2 separate regions of the Homo sapiens genome follow, and region 2 is linked to region 1. The links are chromatin loops, found by intact Hi-C in ENCODE. Cell type or tissue: heart right ventricle. All regions are shown on one strand. Links, peaks and the distances in the headings refer to the core of each region. The heading gives the core; the rest is flanking DNA.

What was found. A loop is a pair of places that touch in the nucleus more often than their neighbours do. Peaks named below come from ENCODE experiments on the same cell type or tissue, not always from the same donor. Only the 100,000 strongest peaks of a DNase experiment are listed, where the experiment ranks them.
Region 2: a loop joins it to region 1, with 2.9 times the contacts of the local background. A loop is called at or near these places in 10 of 110 quality-filtered maps.

What each region holds. Positions count from the first base shown.
Region 1 is chr2:109,279,450-109,289,907 of GRCh38, forward strand. All of the region lies in intron 1 of SH3RF3 (SH3 domain containing ring finger 3), which reads left to right. It also overlaps a transcript of RANBP2 not described here. Among named protein-coding and RNA genes, the nearest start is that of MIR4266, 29 kb to the right of the region's middle. In heart right ventricle, for the core only: a CTCF peak has its summit at 1,493; a DNase peak (open chromatin) is centred at 5,595; H3K27ac peaks cover 718 bases.
Region 2 is chr2:109,132,720-109,143,177 of GRCh38, forward strand. All of the region lies in intron 1 of SH3RF3 (SH3 domain containing ring finger 3), which reads left to right. It overlaps MIR4265 (microRNA 4265), which reads right to left and starts at 8,869; the gene lies at 8,771-8,869. It also overlaps a transcript of RANBP2 not described here. RefSeq lists an enhancer at 1,981-2,050. In heart right ventricle, for the core only: no CTCF peak of the experiment used is centred there; no DNase peak of the experiment used is centred there.

The sequences.
Region 1 (10,458 bases), core at 775-8,774:
ACCTCACTTTAATGCTGCTATGCTGCTAATGTGAACTCTGAGGCTTTAACTGGGGAAGTCGCCACCGCCCCCTCCATCACCCTTGTCCTACAGGTCAGGGCTGGAATGAGGAGCACTTGCAGTTGCCTAGTGGGTGGGATTTCAAGGAAACGGGATACCTTTCTTCCCCACCCCTTCACCTTTTCCCAGAAATGGTCTCATCACTGTTTCCTTTTGGAATTCTGTCATTGGAATTTCCTGCTTTTGCAGCTCTTGCCAGCTTGCGTTTCTTTTGAAATTCAGTACGCTTGGGAGCAGTGACGCGAAACTTCGCAGACGCTGACCTCGCTGACAGAGCCAGGCCGGGCAAGAAGAGGTCCGGGAGGATCTATCAGGAGTGTGGGGGCTGGTGGGGCCTGCCCTGTAGCGAGGCTTAGGGTATGGGCCCCTGGGGGGTGAGAGAGGACAAGGGATGAGAGTTGGGAGGTAATTGGGGGGCGGTAAGAGGTGGAGGGTGAGGGGTGAGAGGGCCCCAAAAACACACCCCCTGGGCCACGGTTTCTCTTAGGCTGTGCTGCCCCAGGGTGGGAGTAGAGGAGATTCTGGACTTCAGAATGCCAGCCAGGCTCCCCTCCTATTTTTTTCGATCCCAGAGACAACAGAGTTCTTTTTTTCTGCATGTTTTTTGGGGGCTCCTCTTTTCTTGCTGCAATGCTGTCAGAATCATAAAGAGCTGACATCTATAATTAATGTCAGTGGCCTGCACTAGTGAATGCCCGTGGCACACAGAACACCTGGCTGTGGAGAAGCAGCAGCAGGACCTAGCGTGTTGGCACTGGAAGGAAACGCAGAGGCCTTTCCCCTCATTTTACATGCAAGGAAACTGAGGCCCAGAGAGGGGGCCCCACAGCCAGCCAGTGGCAGTGGGCTCTGAGGGGCTCTGGACAGCAGCATCCCACCTGAGTGCGCTCTTGGCTAGGCAGGGTGATGGGGCCCCAGTCTGGTGGACGCTCAGCAATAGGAAGGGGAGCGGTGGGGAATCCCTTCTCGTTCCCGGGTGCTGGTCTACCAGACTGGGGCTCCACTGGGGCCATGGTCCAATACCAGTCCTAGCAGTCATTGAAATATGGGGTTTCAGGCTCCTGATCCTTAAAAACCCTGTGTAAGTAGTCTCCAAGCTAAAAACAATCTACACTAATAGATCTGCTCATCAAAAGATTATTTTGAGAGCATTCGGGTAATGTAAACAACCTTTCTGCTTTGTAGCACCCAGCAGTGAGTATCTGGAGACGTTGGAAATGGGGCTCACCCGATGAGGGCTGTGAGCATGAGCCTCGAGGGCGCTGCAGGGTTCATCTCATTTCTCTCTTCATTTATTGAGCACCTGCTGGATAACAGTGGTCGGCTGTTTTATGTCCGTTGCACATTATTGCATACCGTGTCTAATAAGCCTGCAGAAGTGGGTGCATTATCCTCACTGCAAATGTGGAAACTAAAGCTTGGTACTAGGAACTTGCATCAGGTTCCCTAGGTGGCAGTGGTGATGCAGAACACACACAGATCTGCAGACCTTAAAGCCTCACGCTCCTGACAACTGAGCCATGCTGTCCCCAGAGCCGACCTTGTATGCCATGACAGGGCCAGAGAGAGAGGACTGGTTACTTACTGCACACCCTGAGAGACAGGAATGGGCACAGTTGTCACCTATGCCATAGGAAATGGAGTGCCACCTGCACAATGCAGTGAGTCACGGTTCTCCCTGTCCCTCCTGCGACCCCAGCTTCTGCCCTGGGCTGCTGGAGGGCACACTTAGGGGCACAAACACACCTGACAACAGGTTGTGGGTTTTGTTGGGGTGGAGCACCCTCAGACCCCTCTTGCCTCTTCCTTCCCCGGGCCCCCTCCGTTATCCATCAGGAATTCTACTCTTGGGACTTGGAAAGTGAGGAGAGGGAAGGACTAGCTCTGCCGATGTGACAGTCTCAGAGCAGGATGTCCCTCTAGTGTCCTGCATCCAGCACACGCACAGCACGTGTACTGGAGGCAGCTCTTCTGGTTCTGACTCTGTGGGTGCCTTTCACCTGCTGGTCCTCAGCAGAGCATGCAAAGGGATGAGGGAGGGTGATTCACTGTGGGAGAGTTAAGGATGGGAGCCTCTGGGATCGAGCTCCAGGTCTGCTGTTTGGTAAAGTGCTTTACTTAATTTGAGTATAAGTGTTTAGAGTGAGCAGCTGCTGAATTCCCCACAGTTCTTAGATTCAGGGTAGAGGAAATCAGAAGAGTCCGTATCTGATTTCCATGATGGTGGAGTGGGTGCAGGCCCAGAGAGCAAGAGCAAGCCTGCACAGAGGTTCTGTGCCAATGGACACACTGACTGTCGGGGGCACGCTGACCATGGGAGGGTGTTGGGGAGCACACAGACCCCCAGCGGGCTAGAGCTGACGGTTCCCACTGAGAGGGAGGCAGAATGTAGAGATGGCCATGTGGCAGGAGCTGAAAGGCCTGCCTGGCTCTGTGGTTTGTAGAGCAGAAGCCCAATGGCCGAGCGCTGGGCCAGGCTTTCGGGATGCTCCAGGGCTCAGGTTCAAGATGCTACATCTCTGCTTGGTGTCAGAGGGGATGCTGGTGGGATATGAGTGGGGGCTGCATGGCGAAGCCTGTCTCTAGTTGCATTCTGGCTCAGGGAAGGTGGGCTTGCTTCCTCCCTAAGGAGCAGTTTCTGATTGATGATGGATAGCAGCTATTTTTCTTTTTATCTTGTTGCCATGAGTGTTTATTGGGGTTAAACCTGCATCTTTCCTTTACACATTAATGTAGGGAGATATTGGCTTTGAGAAATGAGTGTAGATCAGATTGACTGTTTAGTCTAACGTGTTCATAATTGGTGCAAGTTGTCTGCATTTTCTTAACCAAAAAAATCTACCCCAGGGGAAAAGTGGACTCTGGTTTTGCTGAGATACCAAAACATGGGTGTGAAGTAACTGGGAGAAGCTCTAGGAATCTTCTGGTCCTGCTCCACCACTGCCAGGTCATGAGCACTGCAGGAAGGCCCGAGGGTCACCAAGACGCCGGCCTGCCCTGCGGTGGGAGGACAGGGGAGGGGTGGTACTGCCCTGTGCCTCAGCTGACTGCAGGGCCTGGGAACACTGGCCAGGAGAACGGCGCACAGAGCCAATGCACGCACTCCACCTCTCGCCTCCGTGGTGGGAGACGTCCGGGCACCCTTGTTTGCTTGGAGCACTTCACTTAAAGTGGGTCTGGCTGGTCATTTTCTTGCACTTACCAGCTTTATGGCTTTGTTTCATAGTTTAGTCCTCAGAACGGCCAAAGGAGAAAGCTGCAGAAGAGCTCACCAGGAGGTAGACCATGTCTGTGTCCTCCAGGGCTGGCAGGCAGGAGGAGGTGGAGGGGTAATGGTCCTCCTGTGAGGAGAGGAGCTATGGATGGGGAGTCTGATGGCCCCTGTAGACTCAGGTGACAGTGAGAAGGAGAAACTCAGTGTACCAATGGTGGCATTGGGGCTGGCTTGTTACTCTCCCTGGGTCCTACTCCCTCACGTGGAGGAAGGGGTGACTGCTTGGCATGGGTTGGCAAGGACTGTGTGAACTGTGTATGCAGACAGAAGGTAAGTCCAGGCTTGGCCAGGGCCAGAGTCATGGGCAGCAGCGGTGATGATGGCAGATGATCAATCCTGAAAGGTAATAAAAATGCCCAGGGTACAGCCCAGAAATGCCTGTGATAGTCCCAGAGGTGCCTGGAGCATGCCTCTGTTCGCTCCCTCCAGGCCCCAGCCTGGCAGTCTCCCGCTCTGGGTGCTTGGGCCATGGCCACAGCCTTCCCCCTACTTAAGGCCTCTGTTCCCACTCCCCACTTGTGGGCCTGCTGGACACCTGCTCCCCTGCTCCTTCCTTGCCACCCCATTGCCAGCCTCTGCCAGGCCTCACCTCACTGCGTTGAAATTGAGTGTTTTGGTGGCCAGTATTGAGCTCACAGAGGGAGTGGAGCTTTGCTCCCCTGTGGAGGAGCACTCAGAAATGCTGGTGACCACAGAGACCCCTGGTGTTGTCCACAAAGGTCTCCAGAAGAGAGTAGGGGAGGGATGGGCCACCCAGGGCCGAGGTAAGATCCTGGTGAGCAGGATGGGGGCACACTTCAGCCCCTTCCTAAAAGCTGGGGCTGAGGGAGAGCGCTGCAGGGAGCTGTACTGTACTGTGATTCAGTGCACATGGGGACCTGGAAGCAGGGGACAGTAGCCCCCTTTTGTGGTCAGAAAATTTGAGAATTGGGGATGCTAAATCGCTGGCCTGAGCCACAGAGGTGCTACGTGCTGGATTTGGGATTTGAACTTGGCTCTCTGCCTGGCTCCTTGTGTTTGTTCTCTCTGCTCCCTGGGAGGATTTGCCAGTCTTGCTGCTGAGCCACTGGGGATGCTGGGGAGTGAGTATTCTATATGCATCAGCTGGTGAAGCGCTTATCAAATGACCCCCAGATTCCATCTCACTTGGGGAGGCCGTGTTTCCGCCTCCCTCCTGTCCCCACACCTCTGCCCGTGGGTGTTTTTCCAGGAGAGCTTGCCCTGGGTAGGAAAGCCGAGGGGAGGGTGGCATTGGGCTGCCTTCTCACTTGCTGTCACCTCCCTTGTCCTGCCCCCTGGCCTTCCCAGATCCACCGTAATGAAAGACCTTGAACGAACACATCCCTCAGGTACTCAGCCCAGGGTCTTACAGAGGGGCGGTCCCAGGGGAAGGGGGTTGGGGCCTGCAGTTTTCTCAAGTGTGGTGTGACCCTCAGGAATTTCTTTTTGGTGATCTTGTCATTTTGGTGGGTGTTCATTTCCTTGAGCATCTTCACTGTATTAGTAGCCATGAGTATTACTGAAAGGCATTTTTATTCTTAAAGCATTCAGGGACTGATAGCAACCAAAATTATCAGACAAGCTGCAGGAGATGAAATCAATGGAATTTGGCAATTGTGGGGCAGGACCTTATTCCCAAAGGTGGCTGGTCTAGGGCGTGTGGACTGGGAGGCAGGCATGCAGAAGGGGACACACCCCTCCCATCACTCTCCTCTCGTCCAGCCTTGGAAGCCACTGGAGTCACATCTGCTGCAGGAAACCCTGTGTTTGAATTATGTGTGGAGCAGTCACAGGGTGGTTTTGGCTGGATGAAGGGCATAGAGTGGCATCTAGAAGTGCATGGGAGACCATTGCCAATGTCATGGGTTAGACCATGTTTTTGAGGCTTTAGTGATTTTTTTGAGACCCTTCCCAGTCTAGGCCAGGCAGATCATCTTCTGTGCACACCTCTGCAGGTGAAGTCCCCGCATGGCTAAGCACATGTGTGTGGAGTGTGTGTGCTTAAGGATGTGTGGCCTCGTGTCAGATGACATGTGTGTGGGGTGTGTGTGTTTAAGGATGTGTGGCTTCATGTAGGTTGATGCTCTTGAACGTGCTGACTTTAAAAAATCCACACTGGGCTCGTCTGCTTCCCTGATGACAGAGTTTGGGAAACTAATGAAAGACATTCTGGCCTTGTGCCATCAGAAGTGAAGTCAATGTGGGGAACAGCTGCCTCTGGGAGGACGTTGTCTGTGCGCTGTGCCGCGGGGCCTCTGCTCCATGGCCGGCCACACAGCCCTGTCCTGGAAGAGGCCCAGGCAGCTGTCACCCCTTAGCCCAGTCTGGAAAGAGCCCAGGGTCTGGAGTAGGGGTGACAGTGAGGCTTTCTATGGAAGCTGCTTTAAAGAAGGAACAAATTGAGCCTGGCACTGGCCTTCTGGTTTTGGAGACTGAGTTGCCCTGCCCTGTGCTTGCAGATCCACTCAGTGTGAAGGGCAGGACAGCTTCCCCTTTCCACACCTCCTCATAACCTCCTGGGAAGCTGCTGAAATACAGGTGTTCATGGTGGGGTTAAGCCAGCTTGTGAGTCATTAGCATGCCTTTCCACGGCCAACGCACAAAACTTTTGTCTTAATTAGACTTGAGGCACAAACCGCTGATTCTCCAGTGCAGTGTGCCTGCTGTGCCGTGCGTTTTTGTTAGTGTGTCTGGACGTGGTATTCATATATTAACAGTGCATGCTGGGGCACTTGGACTGCAGGGCAATCGCTTGCCTGGCGGTGGGAGCCCAGAGGCTGAGGTGGTGCGTCATGTTCTGGCCACGGTCAAGCCCCGGAGTGTGTCTGTGCTCTGTGGGGAGCCTAACCTGTCATCTGTGTCAGTCCTCTCTGAGTGTCCTATGGGGAAAAGTTCACTTGGGGCTCATGAAAGCTTGCTTTTGCATCTGTCCCTGAGCCTGGTCCAGTGTGAGCAAGCTGATGCCTTGTGGAACCTGGATCCAGACCTGGCAGGGTGTGAGTCTGTGTGTTAGAGAGCATCCTCCTTCCAGTCCTGGCCTTGTTGGCTTCACTGCCTCTGCGTGGCTCCAAGCCTGACCACTCCCTTCCTCCCATGCCCCCAGCGTGCCTCCTTCTACTGCATTCAGATTTTTGTCCACTCACCCGGTTTTCCTCTTTTCTGCCCTGGGTTCTGAGGGTCCATGGCCTGCAGGACAGTTTGCCTAGGATAAGCCAGGACACATCAGAGGCTGGTGGAAGCCTGATCTGCTGCTTAGAATCAATGGTGTTTCTGACATGGAGAGGTGGACATTCAGGTGCCTATCATTACATGGCAGTAGGAAGGTGCTTGGACCCTGCAGGCCTGGTGCTTTGTACCTGTGGATTTTCCAAGTCACTTTATTCAAGGATTTCATTTCACTTTCAGTTCTTAAAGTAAGGGCCTGGCAAAGGGATAGGCAGCATTCTGTTTCTCTGAGGGAGGTAATGCTCTGCCATCAGCAGATTTCCTTATGATGATGGAAAAGTGTGGTCAAGGGATGTGTTTGACCCTCCTGTAAGAAGAATGAAGGTGTGCTGCCCACGCAGTGGTCACTCCAGGGGGCCCTTGGTTGCAATTCAAAGGCAAGCAGGAACCTGGAGGCCCAGAGGGGCAAAGGGCATGGGGCTCAGGTCCTGTGGTCACTCAGCACATGCTCTCTCAGCTGCACCACAGTCCCGCACAAGGCCATCTATGCTTATCACCTGGGTGCAGAAGACCAAGTCACTAAAACCCCAGAGCCAGGGGTTTGCTCCAGGTGGGCCTGGACTTTCAGCTAAGGCCCCTTCTGGATTGGCACATGGTGAGGGGAGCTTCCACACCCATGATTCTAAATCCCAGGAGCTCTGAAGCAGGAATCTTTTCCCCCTGTTTGGCATAGCTCATCTGCTAGCAAAACCTGCTTTGAGCTACCAGGATTCCCAGTACCTTTGGGAGTGTTGGGTTTCCCTACAGAGATGTGGTGCAGAGTGGACGCTGCCCCATACCTCCCGGGAGGAGTGACATCTCACAGGGCCAGTAGCCATTCTACCTTTCCCAGATCCAAACTTCTCCAACTCTAAATTCGTTGACCGGTCTGTCCCCAGAGAAAGCAGTCAATGCTGTGAGTCTGCATCTGAAAAGACAGTGAGCATTTGTGGACCCTGCCCAGGTGGTTCCGCCATCCTCCACAGACTGGCAGCACTGAAATGGGACGTGCAACTGTCCCTGTGCTCAGCTCTGCACTGCTCTTCCCTCTCAGCAACTTTCTGATTTGCATCCATGCTTGCTCTCCATGTTTCTGTGATCTCATCTGTGACATACAGATGACAGCCATGGTATTGGCCTCATGGGGGGTTGTCCAGAGATAAAAAAGACCCAGTGATTATATGCCACAGAATTTTGCATCCAAAATTTGCATTTTAAATTTTTCCAAGGGACTTTTTTCTGCTCGGGTCTAGCGAATGGCCCCTTGGTCTCTCCTGTGTAGTGTTTTGTGGTCACAATAACCCTGGATTCCTGATGCCCTGGTGGAGAGGCGATACCAGTGTCTGCAGACCATAAGAAAGTACATCTTGACTCTGAACCACAGCTATAAATAAATTGACATGTTTATCTGTGGGCTTACAGTGACATATAAAATCTTTTCTTGAGGTGCTTAGGTATCTCTAGGCTACCTGAGATACCTAAGAGAGATACCTCCCTTCTGAGAGCACCAGGTTGGGACACTACGCTCAGGTGACTTCCATGCACCCTGCAGAGCCACCCTCCCCCTTGACCCTGTTGGTGCTGGAGACTGCATCATCTGCACTATATACCCAGGCGCAGGTGGTTGGATTTGTCCAATGGGAGGCGGGAGGGGAACTGTGAGATCAGGGTGTTCCCCTTCTGGGCCCTCCCTCGGATCCTATCAGAGGCCTCAGATCTCATCAGAGGCCCTCTGCACAGAGCTCTTCTCTGTGGCCTCTGCAGAGCTTTTTGGCCCTTCCCTTTCAGGCCTCAGATATTAAAGCTTCGCACTGTTGCCAGTTTTAGGGCGCTGCACTCTCCTGTGTGCAGTTTCCTAAACCCCACTCATAGTCCTATAGTTTTTCTTTTGCTAACTCCCCTTAGTGACCCAATTAAGTGTGCCACCTCTCTACATCCAGGACCTGCCTGTTCAAATAAGCAAGCCAGAGAAAGGTTCAAGTTCTTATTTGAAAGGCGAAGTGAGCCCTGGCATGGGCCATCCCATGGCCTTTTGGCTGACTGCCACCAGCAGGTTGAGCTGTCCCATTGTCACATCACTAGCCTTAATATAGTCTCATGCCCTGAAGTTGTCTTGTTTGCCCACAAGACAAGGCTATCAGGAAAATGCTGTGAACCTTGGTTTCCAAGAAGAACTCAAACTTAGATGCGATGTGTTTGCAGCCATTCAGAATAGGTGCAAGGATCCAAATCCCTGGGCCTCAAGAACAAAGAAAGTTAAAAACCGAGAAGACTGTCATTAACTGTAATTGCTTTTGCATAACTCCTTTCAGAGTTATTGCAGGCATGGAGTCCGGGGAGTTGCCCATAGTTCTTAATGTATTAGGGAACAGGAACACTCAGAGGTATTCTCATCTAAAGACCAGTTCACAAAGGAGGCATTTGAATGTGGATATGCCAGCTTTAAAACCCGATAAAGCCAGAAAGTATGAGAGCCCACAGAGATGTCATTAAGGAAATTATTTCCTCCCAAAATAGAGGCACCCCAGGTGACCTCTCAAAACAGAATTTTTGTCATGTTGGTCTGGAGTCACCTCCATTTCCTTTCTGTTGAGAATTGTTCTGTTTCCTGACAGCACACTGGGATTTTTGCAAGGCAAGTCATTGTCACCCAAGGAGACTGACTTCTTTTCACTCAATTACGTTTTTTTCTCTTTGCCGGGAGCCTGGGAGATTGCTGGACCTGACCCCTGTCTTAGGAACATGGGTAAAAGTTGTCATGATGGAAGACACATGGCTGGGACAGCAGATGGCTAGAAAGCTACTACAGGAGGACTCAAATCACTTTCTTATTTAGTAGCTTCTGGAAATCTTTATGCCCATGTGGTAGAAAAACAGATGGGTGTTCCGTAAAGAAAGCGGCACCAGTGTCTGCAGAGCATAAGAGATTGCATCTTGACTCCAACCCATAGCTATGAATAAATTGACAAATTTATTTGTGGGCTTATCAAGGACATAAAAAATCATTCTGGCTGGCAAATGAAAATGGCATTGTGTTGCTCACTAACATTCGTTTGTCAACTGTTCCTGGAATAGGTGCTAAATTATAACTGAGGAGCTGGCGTTATAAAGCTGAACTGGATTTTCCAAGCTGTCATATGAAAAGAAAATTATTAACTATCTCCTCCTCCATCCCCTGTCTCTCTCTCTCTGCAGAAAAAGCCCCTTTCTCTGCTGTCATATGACTTGGACTGCACGCTCTATGTGCACACGGTGTAATGAATGCCACATTATCACCCACTGGCTGGGGTGAGCCTTCTTGTTATTTATTTCCAACTGGAACAGGATTTCACATCCCATGCTCCCACACAAAGGTCTTAGAAACAACCATTTCAGACAGTTCCTTGCATCAGAGTTTTAGGGTACTCTTCTGCACACAAACTGTTGTTGGAACATGAGCTTGGATTTCTTGATGCTACATGTCACGGATTGGCAGGAAATGGTCTGGGTGGTGCTGCTCTTATACGCACTCTTGGTCAGACATTGTGTGTGGTGGAAATCTGTGTAAGGATCTTAGCAATTATGGGGACCATGGTGTAGCACTGGGATATCTTACTTTTCACTTAGATGTCTCTGCTTTTGGTTTTGAGACATCACGTGGAAAGCTATGTTGGTTTTCATCCTATTCCATGGCTCTCTGGTGTTGGCAGGCTGCACTTCATAGCATAGAAGATGAAACATGATATGACTTCAGGAACGCATGCTGAGGGAAGATGTGTTGTCATGAAAATACACTTTTTTTTTTAAGCTGGAAACTGGGTGACAGTGAAATCTTAAAAACTGGGGAAATCGGGAAATCAACTAACTTTCTCAGATCTTGGTTTCCTCATATTGTGTATCGCATTGCGGGTTTGAACCAGAGGATTGCTGAGGTTCCTTCC
Region 2 (10,458 bases), core at 746-8,745, 150 kb before region 1:
TGCAGTTGCTAATGTATGCTAAATTTCTCAGGCTAACTTGTTTGTTTATTGTTTTGTTTTCACTATTTTGCAAGAAAATCCCTTTAACATCCCAAGCTAGCATCAATCAAATTGTTTCAGTGCAGTGGGAGTCTTGCTAAAAGAGTTTTGTGGTTCCACATTGAGTAATTCAAAACATGCTTTTTAATGTAAGTGATTTAATAAGGACTTGAATATCAGACAATTCCAATTTTGTTTTGAAAATTTTTTAAATCCTTGACTTATATTTGAGCCTATACAGAACATCTTCTGCAGTTCATGTAGACTCGGCTAGGCACTATTATAGGTAAACAAGACTGGCTTGGGCTTTCTGGATGGAGCTGACAGTAGAGGTAGTGAGTGGTTGCAAGCTGTCTGCCCAGCTCTCAGAAGGTACCCGTGGGCACTGACCGGTGTCACTCCAGAATTCTGTGAGGGTTACAAGGAAGGACATTGTCACAAATTAAAGAATTCTAGAAAGCTTAGGCAGTGCCTTTGATGATATAAAAGTCGGCATTACAGCCTAATAAGTTTATCTGTATTTTGTATCTTGAGGTACAGTGGTATATGTTCACATTGGATCCGTTTGAAAATCTCTTCTGTGTCTCTTTGACAATGTGACTGGGACTTAATAGAGAAAATAATTTAAGTTGGAGAATCATAAAATTATATTTGTTAAATATTTTATTTTATAAGCATACACGTGTATGATTCTTCCACCATTTTTTGAGTACAGAGCTGAGGACCTTTCTTTGAGTTCCAGATTGTCTTTTTAGCTGAACACAGTCACCTTTTATGATTTTCTATTTGTTTCTTTCAAATAGAGTGAAGACTAAGATTTTCAAAGGATTCTGAATAGAGCGTCATTTAGATTTTAAATAGGACCTCTCCACTAATGTTTGATGTTCTCATTTACACCTGATTTGACCATTTTGTTAGTGTTTGAGTCTTTCATACATGGTCATCTTGATTTCCCAAGGGACAATTTTTTTTTTTTTTTTTTTGCACTCAAACTTCTTTCCCTGTTACAGACTATTGAATTATGGTGCATATTTAGCATTATGAGTACAACTTGCATTAGCATAGTTGGGAATAAGGACAACAGATCCCTGATAAGCACAGGCTTCCCCAGGCAGGAGTGGCTGGCCCAGCCTTGCCAGGCTGTAGTCTCTGGTGGGTGTGGGTGACTTTGGCTGTGTTACAGAGGACGTGGAATGTTGGTTAGTCCAGCTGGTCAGCTAGTGGAGGCCAGGATAGAGGGTGTCTATGGTATCTGGAAGCTAGTTACCATGTTCTTTGGGTCTCGACAGTTGAACTGCTTATATACCCGAGATTTTCTGTTGAACATTTACTGAGTGCCTGCTGCATGCTGGGCACTTTGACATATATCACCTTATGGAAAGTTCACAATAATCCTGCCAAGTGGCTGGTATAATTATTATTTTGAGGCCCAGAGAGATTGATATTTGGGCAAGTCAGAGAGCTAGGAAGTGATTGAGTTAGGATTCTGTTCCTCCGCCCTTCTGTCCAGTTTGGCTGGATGGTTGGGATGTTGTCGTGGTTCGGTCTTGGATATAATAAGGACTCCAGAGGAAAAGGCTGGCACTTGGGGGCCTCACCAAAAACCAGACAGCTCACAAGAGACCAAACGAGTGGTTGATATGACAGCTGAGTTACAGCAAAGTCCTGTTCAGAAGGCCCCTGAGTGTGGAAACAGCAGTTTGCAGCCAGCGAGTGAATAATCTAAATTATTATTTATTGAGCACCCAGTGGGACCAGGTGTGAATGAAGCCTCTGCTGAGGGCTAAGGGTTGAGCGGTGTTTTAAGTGTGGCTCATCTGGTCCTTACTGCAACTTGGTGAGGTTGCTAGTTACACAGGTACGGAAATTAAGGCTCCAGAATTTCCTTGCTGAGCGGCACACAGTTAATGAGGGTGTTTTTTGGAAGATTAACTTTGGCCTTGGTTAGAAGAGTCCTCTTACTCTACCACAGGCTCAGCTCGTTGGTAGCACGATTCTAAACATAAGCAGTGGCCACCCCTTCCATTCACCGTGCCTCACGGCTGCAGATGCTCTTCTATGCAAGGCTGCTGTCTTGTAAACCCACAGAGTGCACAGAGCAGTGTGGCCCACAGGAAACAGCATCAAATCTGTTGTGGCTTTGGATGCAGGTGACAGGCAGCTCTATTAATATGTAAGTGACATGAACAGGACATTAGTCTGAGTGGCCTAGCTGGCTAACCCAGCAGCTCTGTGCTCTCCTCACTGATCCATACTTGGTCTGCCCTTCTGCTCTGCTCCTCTGTTGGCTTCATTCTCATCCCTACCCAGTAGGTCTCAAATAGAGGCCGTGGCTTCAGGTGTCACAGTCCCATGACAACACCCAGTAGTGGAGACAGCAGGGTTTCTTCCCCTTGTACTTAGTCTCCAAGTCGGTGAGCAAACGGTGACCCAGCCCCAACCCCATGTTTCTTGTTACACCCCTGGGGACAGTGTTGCCTCCCAGGCTGGTGTCTGAAGCCCACACACAGGACTGCCTTTTCTCCTGAGGCGGTGGCCTGCCACCTCCCCCAGGACACGTGGAAGGAGGGGAAGGGGTGGTGGGAATCCCACTGAAGGTGGTTTTAATCTTGGCTTCCACACTTCCTCACCATCTGCCCCGGGGCAAATGGGCTAGCTTTCCTGAGACTTGTTATCAGTGAATTAGGGATGCTATCTGCTTCTTAGATAAATAGGATAACGTATGTGCAGTGCCTGGCACACGTGATTGGCTGTCGTTTCAGTGCCTGTTCCTAATACGAAAATCTTCAAGTCTCTTATCACGCGTGAGGCACACCTCAGAGTGCCTGCTTTGCTGCTGGTGGATTTGTGGTATTTAGTATTCTAAGTTAAGGGTGTGTGCGTGTACGTGTGTGGATGTGGATGTGCATGGGGGGGTGTGTGTGTGTTGTGAGTCTGATATCATGCTTTGCCTCTAGATTCAGTCAGTCCATGTTGTGGAAACTGGATCGTCAAGCATTACTGGGCATCTATGCGGAGTAGTTGCTTGAGTCTGTTGGTTTCCTTTTTAAATTTGCTCCAAGTTTATCTTTATTATCAGAGGCAGTGTTCATGATTCTTACAAACTTCATTAAAAGGGAAAAAACGTCTAAGCCATAATCTGCTTTAAAAAAACAGCAGGGGAGAATAATCCTGCTCAGTTGCTGATCCAGCCTGTTGGCAGGCTATCCTGAAAACGAGCCCACCTCCGTCATCCGTAGGACACAATAGCTTGTCTACAGCTGCCTAGAATCAGGCTGCTTGCTGTGATGGAGCTGAGCAGAATTCTATCCAATTGTTTCTTCCTCCTGGCTTTTGAGAGCCTGCCTGCTTGCTGGAGCATGACAGATTCGGGGCTCAGTTTTGCAATTGTTTCTAGTGTGCATTTCCGTTTGATCTGTATTTAATCTCTATCTTTTACAGTTAACATGATCTTTTTTGAGGTGCATTAAAAAAAAACACACACATCAGCAAGCATTTGCTGGGGGAAATGCTCTTGATAGCACCACTTGAAGAGGCCAAGGTCAATTTTTATCAGATTTGCCTTGCTTGGGAGATCTTCAGATTTGATGAATGTGAAATGCATGCTTGATGGGTATCCTATTGGAATTTTAATTAACTTTAAAAGAACAGGGTGTCGAGCTGAAGGTATTGGCAACAGTGAATGGTTTACAGATCATGCAGGCACCCCATAATGTGAGCCTCCCTTTTCCCATTGAGTGAAGTTGGAATGAAAAAGTGTATAAAGTTGCAGCATGATTTGTATTCTGCTTTCTTTAGGCTCTCCTGGCCCTTGATGGCTCTGCACATCCTTGGAGGCCATTTAGAGCTGCAGCTCTCCTTTGGGAGACCTGAAGGAGGCCCAAGAAGAGTCACTGCGCTCTTGGGTAGCACGTGTTTACATTGTTAACTGATGCAAACGAAGATATGATGGTATTTGCATTTCCACTTAATGTAATGTGTGCATAAGGCTCACATGAATTTATGTGAGTTTAAATGAATTAGGATTGACCACAGGAATTCGGATCAGGAGGAGGTGTGAGAGAATTTAGAAGCATGCTTGCACCGGGGCACCTGTAAATGTGCTGCAGCCGGGCTCTCTGAGAGCAAGACCTCACCAGAGAATCAGGGAGTTCGCAGGGAGCCATCTTTACCCTGGTTCAAGGAATGGGATGCTGATGCTTTTCTCTCTCTGGCTTCACTGCACAGATATTTAAGTACCTGCTGTGTACCATACACTACAGTGGACACTGGGGGCTCCAGGGACAGCGATTGCATTGGTCTCTATTTATAATGAAATGTAATTTTTTTTCCATTTAGTTAGGTGACCAGATATGCTGCAGAGGAAAACATGTGTCTATATCTTTTTATTCTCTGTTTATCTGGCAGGAATTTCTAATGAGGAAAGTGGTATTGGTGTGATTTGGGGCTTAGTGAGTTTGCAGTGGGTTCTCACCTCTTTTTGTTTATTCTTCCATAGTCTAGATTTGCCAAATGAAGGCTTTGCACTTCTTCTTTCTGAATCTTTCTGACTTTGTGGTGGGGAAAGAAGATGATGAGGCAGGTCCATCCCACAGCTGGAGGCTTTCTGAGAGCAGCTTGGTGTTGCGGGCAGCACCTTTCAGAGAAGCTGTCTGCTGTTTGCTAGTTCTGGAGCAGATGCTCTGGAAGTGCCACATGCTCAGGAGATAAGAGAACTTGCTGCTGTGGCTAGGACGATGGAGGTCAGGAGTGTCCAGCACGTTTTCTGAAGATTCTTTTAATTTTTTGTTGGCCATCAAAGCACACCACCTTAGGTGAGAATTATTTGGATTTATCATTTAGGATCTAAGATACATTCATGGGTGACTGCATTCCATTTGTTGCTCTAGGATGAACCCAGAGATACTGGAGAGAAAGAGGAAAGATGAGGGAGGCTTAGGCACATTTCAGTAAATGGTTGCAGGTTAACTAATCTCATTAGACACCACCCGTCCTGATCAGCCGTTGTTTTTGCGTTCAAAGACTAATCGGTTAATCCTCCAAGCTTTGCCTGCCACTGTTGCTGTTTGATTTGAAGGGTCAAGGAATCCTTCAGATGATTACTAAACACTTGGAGTGCTCACCCATGTGGGTTGAGGAAAGTACTCCTGAGGCTGGGCCAGCTAAATCTCAGGCCAGGCCGACTTCTGGAGGTGTTGCCTGTGTGGAGTGCCTTTACCCATAAATGCAATGGCAGACACATACATTTATTTCGCAGATCAAAATTTCTTTTTTTTTGAGACAGTCTTGCTCTGTTACCCTAGCTGGAGTGCAGTGGCACGATCTCGACTCACTGCTACCTCCGCCTCCAGGGTTCAAGCTATTCTTCTGCCTCAGCCTCCCAAGTGGCTGGGACTATAGGCGAGCACCACCACGCCCGGCTAACGCCCGGCTAATTTTTTAATATTTTTAGTAGAGAGGGGGTTTCACCGTATTGGCCAGGCTGGCCTCGAACTCCTGACCTCGTGATCCGCCCGCCTTGGCCTCCCAAAGTGCTGGGATTACAGGTGTCAGCCACTTCGCCTGGCCTCTCAGATAGAAATTTCTAAAAAATCTGTAGGGAGAAAGTAGTGGGGTTTCAGTTTTGCATGTGGGAAAAACAAAAGGCTTGGGAGTTTAGCTGTAAAAGAAAGGACAGTTGCTGTTGTTGCTGGGACTTCAAGGCTGTTGTAAAAATTAGCTTGGTGCTGCATTTGCTGGCAAAGTGGCAAGCAAATTTTGAGTAATATTCTGGACTTCATGTATTGTATTGAACTGGATCTTTTAGAGAGGGGTCAGGGCAGCCCCTGGGCAGCCCGCTGCTGCTGGTTCATTCTAGTCTTCCTGTTCATCTGCAGTGAGGAAGTGGGTCACTCTTCCTCTGGGTCTGCACACCCTGCCTGCAGACTGCAGCTGTAGGGAACACACAGAATGAATGGTGGCCCAGGTGCTGGGGCTGTGGAGCTGTCACCATGGCCCTGTGTGAGTGCTGCTCTTGAAGACTGGCCCAGAACGAGTGATGTTAATAATTAATTCAGTCCACACATATGTACTGACTGCCCACCCTGTTGCAAATACTGTGTTAAGCACTGGAATATACATTGTTCACAAAACCAGAAGTGATCCAGGCCTTTCTGCAACTGACCATTCAGAGGACACTGTAAACAAATAGCCAATAGGTATCTCTTGACATGTGGTAATAAGAGACATGAAGACAAGGGGCCACAGCCTGATGATGGCAGGGGACGTGGAGTCATGGGTGATGTCTGTGGATTTAATTATGCAGCTTATTTTATTTATCAAAATGTATCCACATCTTTACTCTTTTATGGATAAGCCACTGGATTCCTTAACTCTTTATAATCATATCCCAAATCTGCGTAACTTAAAAATTGCATCCTATTTTCTCTTCCCAAGCACAGCCAAAGGTAATTAAAACCAGATGTGTTTGCATGAGAAAATGCGTGCAGAGCATCAAGAATGTAGATTGTGCTAAATTAATGTCGCCTTAACAAAGATAGCCAATGAGACTGACCTTTTTTTTTTTACTGAGTTCATGATGCCCATGGGTTAATTTTGTCACTAGCAGTCATTGTCTGGACCAAGTTTGTAGTCTAAACATGTGCAGTATGAAAGGTGAATGCTCTCACACAGTCACACTCCTAATAGGAAGACAACTCTCTTGTATCCTGAGCGGCATCCCCCTTGTGCCTTCTGTGGCTGAATTTGTGTTGTGGACTATAGCAGAGGGAAAACTTCCAATGCTAGAAATCTGAGTTTTAAAAATTAATTTAAAAATGTGTTCCTTATGGAATTGGGAGTGTATCTGCTGTCTCGGTTTGACAAACTAAGCTTTGACTTGTGTACAGTAACAAGAGTTTTCCTGGATTTAAAGTTGTTGTCCCCAGCATATCAAATGAGGTGACGTATATCAGATCCTGTGGTTGAGCCTCACAGTGCAGAAGGGCACCTGCTATGGGTCAGCAGCCCATTGAACAATGGAGTTTAAGACTTGCAGTTTTTGAGCTTTTCAATCACCTCTTTGCCAAAGACCAATGTGTCCATTGCTTGGCAGTTTGACATCTGGAGTCGTGTGGACAGGGGTCTACATCCAAAAGGCAGCGCCACTGGGGCTTAGTTTGTTCAGGTTTGTGTTCCTAGGCAGATGGAGGCTGTTTGTCTCAAATATAGCTGCTTTAAAAAAACAGGAGGGTTTATTGATCAGAGGTAGTGACTCATGACGTTGAAACTGTGCCTACATAACTCACATGACAAGGCTGGGGTGAAGAGGACAGGTCTGCGGAAGGCTTTCCACTTAGTCCTGGGAGGCCCCTTTTCCCTCTGTCCACCGTCCCCTCCTGCACCATCACTGTCACTTCTTTTCTGAAGGCTGCATTGATGCACATGGTTGGTGCATATGGGTCGATTGATGCACGTGGTTGCATGTGGTTGACGCACGTGTTTGGAGTTCTCTCTCTTCCTGAGATCAGCTGCATCCAGCCATGGACCTTCTCTTTTGCCGGTTCTTTGTGAATCATAAATCTACTTATAATGCCTTTACATACTGATGTTCTTTTTCTATTTTTCCCAGACTTCAGAAATTTCTTGCCTTTTTTTTTTTAGAGACGGAGTCTTGCTCTGTCCCCTAGGCTGGAGTGCAGTGGTGCGATCTTGGCTCACTGCAGGCTCTGCCTCCCAGGTTCACACCATTCTCCTGTCTCAGCCTCCCGAGTAGCTGGGACTACAGGCGCCCACCACCATGCCTGGCTAATTTTTTTGTATTTTTAGTAGAGACGGGGTTTCACCATGTTAACCAGGATGGTCTTGATCTCCTGACCTCATGATCCACCTGCCTCAGCCTCCCAAAGTGCTGGGATTACAGGCGTGAGCCACCATGCCCGGCCAATTTCATGCTTTTTAGATTTATGGGAAATAGAATTTTTTCCCTTCTGCAAAAGGCCTATGTGCTCTACACGTGGTTAATAGCCAGTCTATGCAATATGATTGATGTTAAAGGTAACATCTCCTCTGTGTCCCCAAACTAATCAGTGCCCCATCTTAGACTATCAACACCTACACAGTCTGGCCCCAGGGGTATCAGTTTTCCACTTGGTACTATCACTGCTGTAAACAACTTCATGGGCTGAGAAGCCCTTACTTTCATAACCCCCACCTTCCATCCGGGGCTGCTGTGAACTGGACAACCCTAAAGCATCCTGACAACCAGACTCCTGTTGGGCAGGCGGTATCTGGCTGGTGTGAGCCATTTACATCAGTTGTATTGAAGGGATCAATGCTATGCTGGGACCCATCCTTGGTGCTCATTTTAGTCGACTTCATCCAGGTGGAAAGATGCAACCACACCCCCCGGAGCCCAGGTTTCTGCGGATTCCTCTCTTTTGTCTCCCTTCTGTGCAGTTTCTGGCTCCATTTTTATTTGTTCAGGCTGTTTCAGTGACCCTTCCTCACTCTTCCCCTCTGTGGGCCGTGCGCATTCCTGGCAACCAGTGCTCTGTCGGCTTTTGCAGTTGCCACTGGCTGGCTTTCTGGAGGCAGCCTCTCGTCTCTGCCTGGGTCCCTCTTCCTCCAACTTGCTCAGTGATGAGTGGGGCTCAGAGCCTCACTCACAGGCTGCCCTCCGCACCGCGCCAAGCTCATGGGAGGGGCTCGAGACCTCTGCAGCACCTAGGCACATGCCTGCCTTTCCCAGTGACCAGGCCCAGCCCAGAGCTGAGCCCACAGCTGCAGAGATCACCAGTCCCCAGGCTGACCAATTCTTTACAGGTGTAGGCTGAAGCTCCAACCCACTGCACTTTTCTCTATCGTGAAATCGGATGTGAATTTAGGGTGCAGATCCCAGGAAGAGTGATGACGCCTGGGGATAACAGTGTGTCTTGACAGAAGAGTTAGGACCCAAAGCCAGCATCTCCCAGGAGAAAGCAAAATAGTCATTTTCTAGACCCCGGGGAACAAGTCTCCTGACAGTATCAACAGGAGGGGGTACTGGTTGGAGAAGGAGGTCAGGGTGACGGTTGTGTCCAGCTCAGCAAAGCCAGGTCCTCGCCTCCTTTCACCCATGGGACCCCCCAGATGTGCCAGTCTGCTGTCGGCTGCCTGCTTCTCCTACCTCCTGCAAGCTCTGCAGGTGGCAGGGCCCTTTCTACACTCACGGAAGTCTCAAACAAACTTCTGTGACACCTCCTCTGGTGTGTGGCCATCATTTCCAGCCCCCTGCCCAAGTCCTCTTCTGGGGTCCTTGAGTCTCCTGGGGGGGGGGTCTCAGGTATGTGCCTAGAACTTCTGCTGCAGCCCCTGGCCTGTCCCCTGGGCCCCACCCTGAGTCACCTACCGGGTGGGGTCCCTGAGCTCCTGGAGAGCAGCAAGGGAATGCTTCCCATGGTCCAGCCCCCTGGGCGGACTCTTGCGCCTTTGTGACTGGGTGAGCTGTGCATTTCCAGTTCTTTGCCAGCTGCCCCACCTCCCCACCCACATCCCTTCCATTGGTGTTCTCAGGAATAGGTGTTTACAGTCTTATTTTTTCTTAAAAATTCCCATGCATGTTATATTCTACTCTAAAATGTGCCTCCTCTGATTTTAATAGGACCCCAAAGCACCCTGTGGGGTTAGCTCCACAAACTTGGAATCAAATATGTGTCCCGTGACTTCTTCCCATTCCCTGGCCCCCAGCACCCACACAGGCACCCAGCTTGCAGGCACAGCGGCCGAGAGTGAGGGAGGGGCTGCCTCCTGGGCTCCCCAGGGACAACGGGGCACTCTGCTCTCCCCAGTGGCTGAGGGAGGAGGATTCTAGTCCTGTCACCAGAAGCCTCTCTGGGTTCTCTGGGGGCAGAACGCCTCTGCTTGGCTGCATCTTGGAGCCCTCCATCCTGGAGTCACCTGTGAGGTCAACTGAGCGGAGCATGGGCTGTCGGGCCTGGGTTTATTTTCTGATCGTTGGTGTCCTCTGGCTTCACCTGCCAAAGCATCGAGGATTGTTGTTGACTGATGGAAGTGCTATAGGCTTGTCGGTAAATGTGGGGAAAGGTGGCTGTCATTGTGGGACGTTTTCACTCTCTAAACTTAAGTGGGAAATTTCTGTCAGGTTGAGGAATTGTCAAGGATGTCGGCTTTCAAGGTGACAATTGTCGTGCTGACAGATACAGCACATGGGTGGTAGTGGAGTGCCGGGGGCTTGGGGCTGGTGTCCTGGCTGCTGGAGTGTGATTTGGCACTAGAGATGAGGAAAGGGAAAGTGCCACTGGGATGCTGGTATTCCTGGTGGTGTCCCTGAGCCCGGGAACCCAGTGTGGGGGGCCTGCCATGATGGCCACAAGGTAACCTCAGGAGGAACCTGGGAAACGTTTTATATTAAAGTTTTCATTTAATGGTCCATTCTGTTTG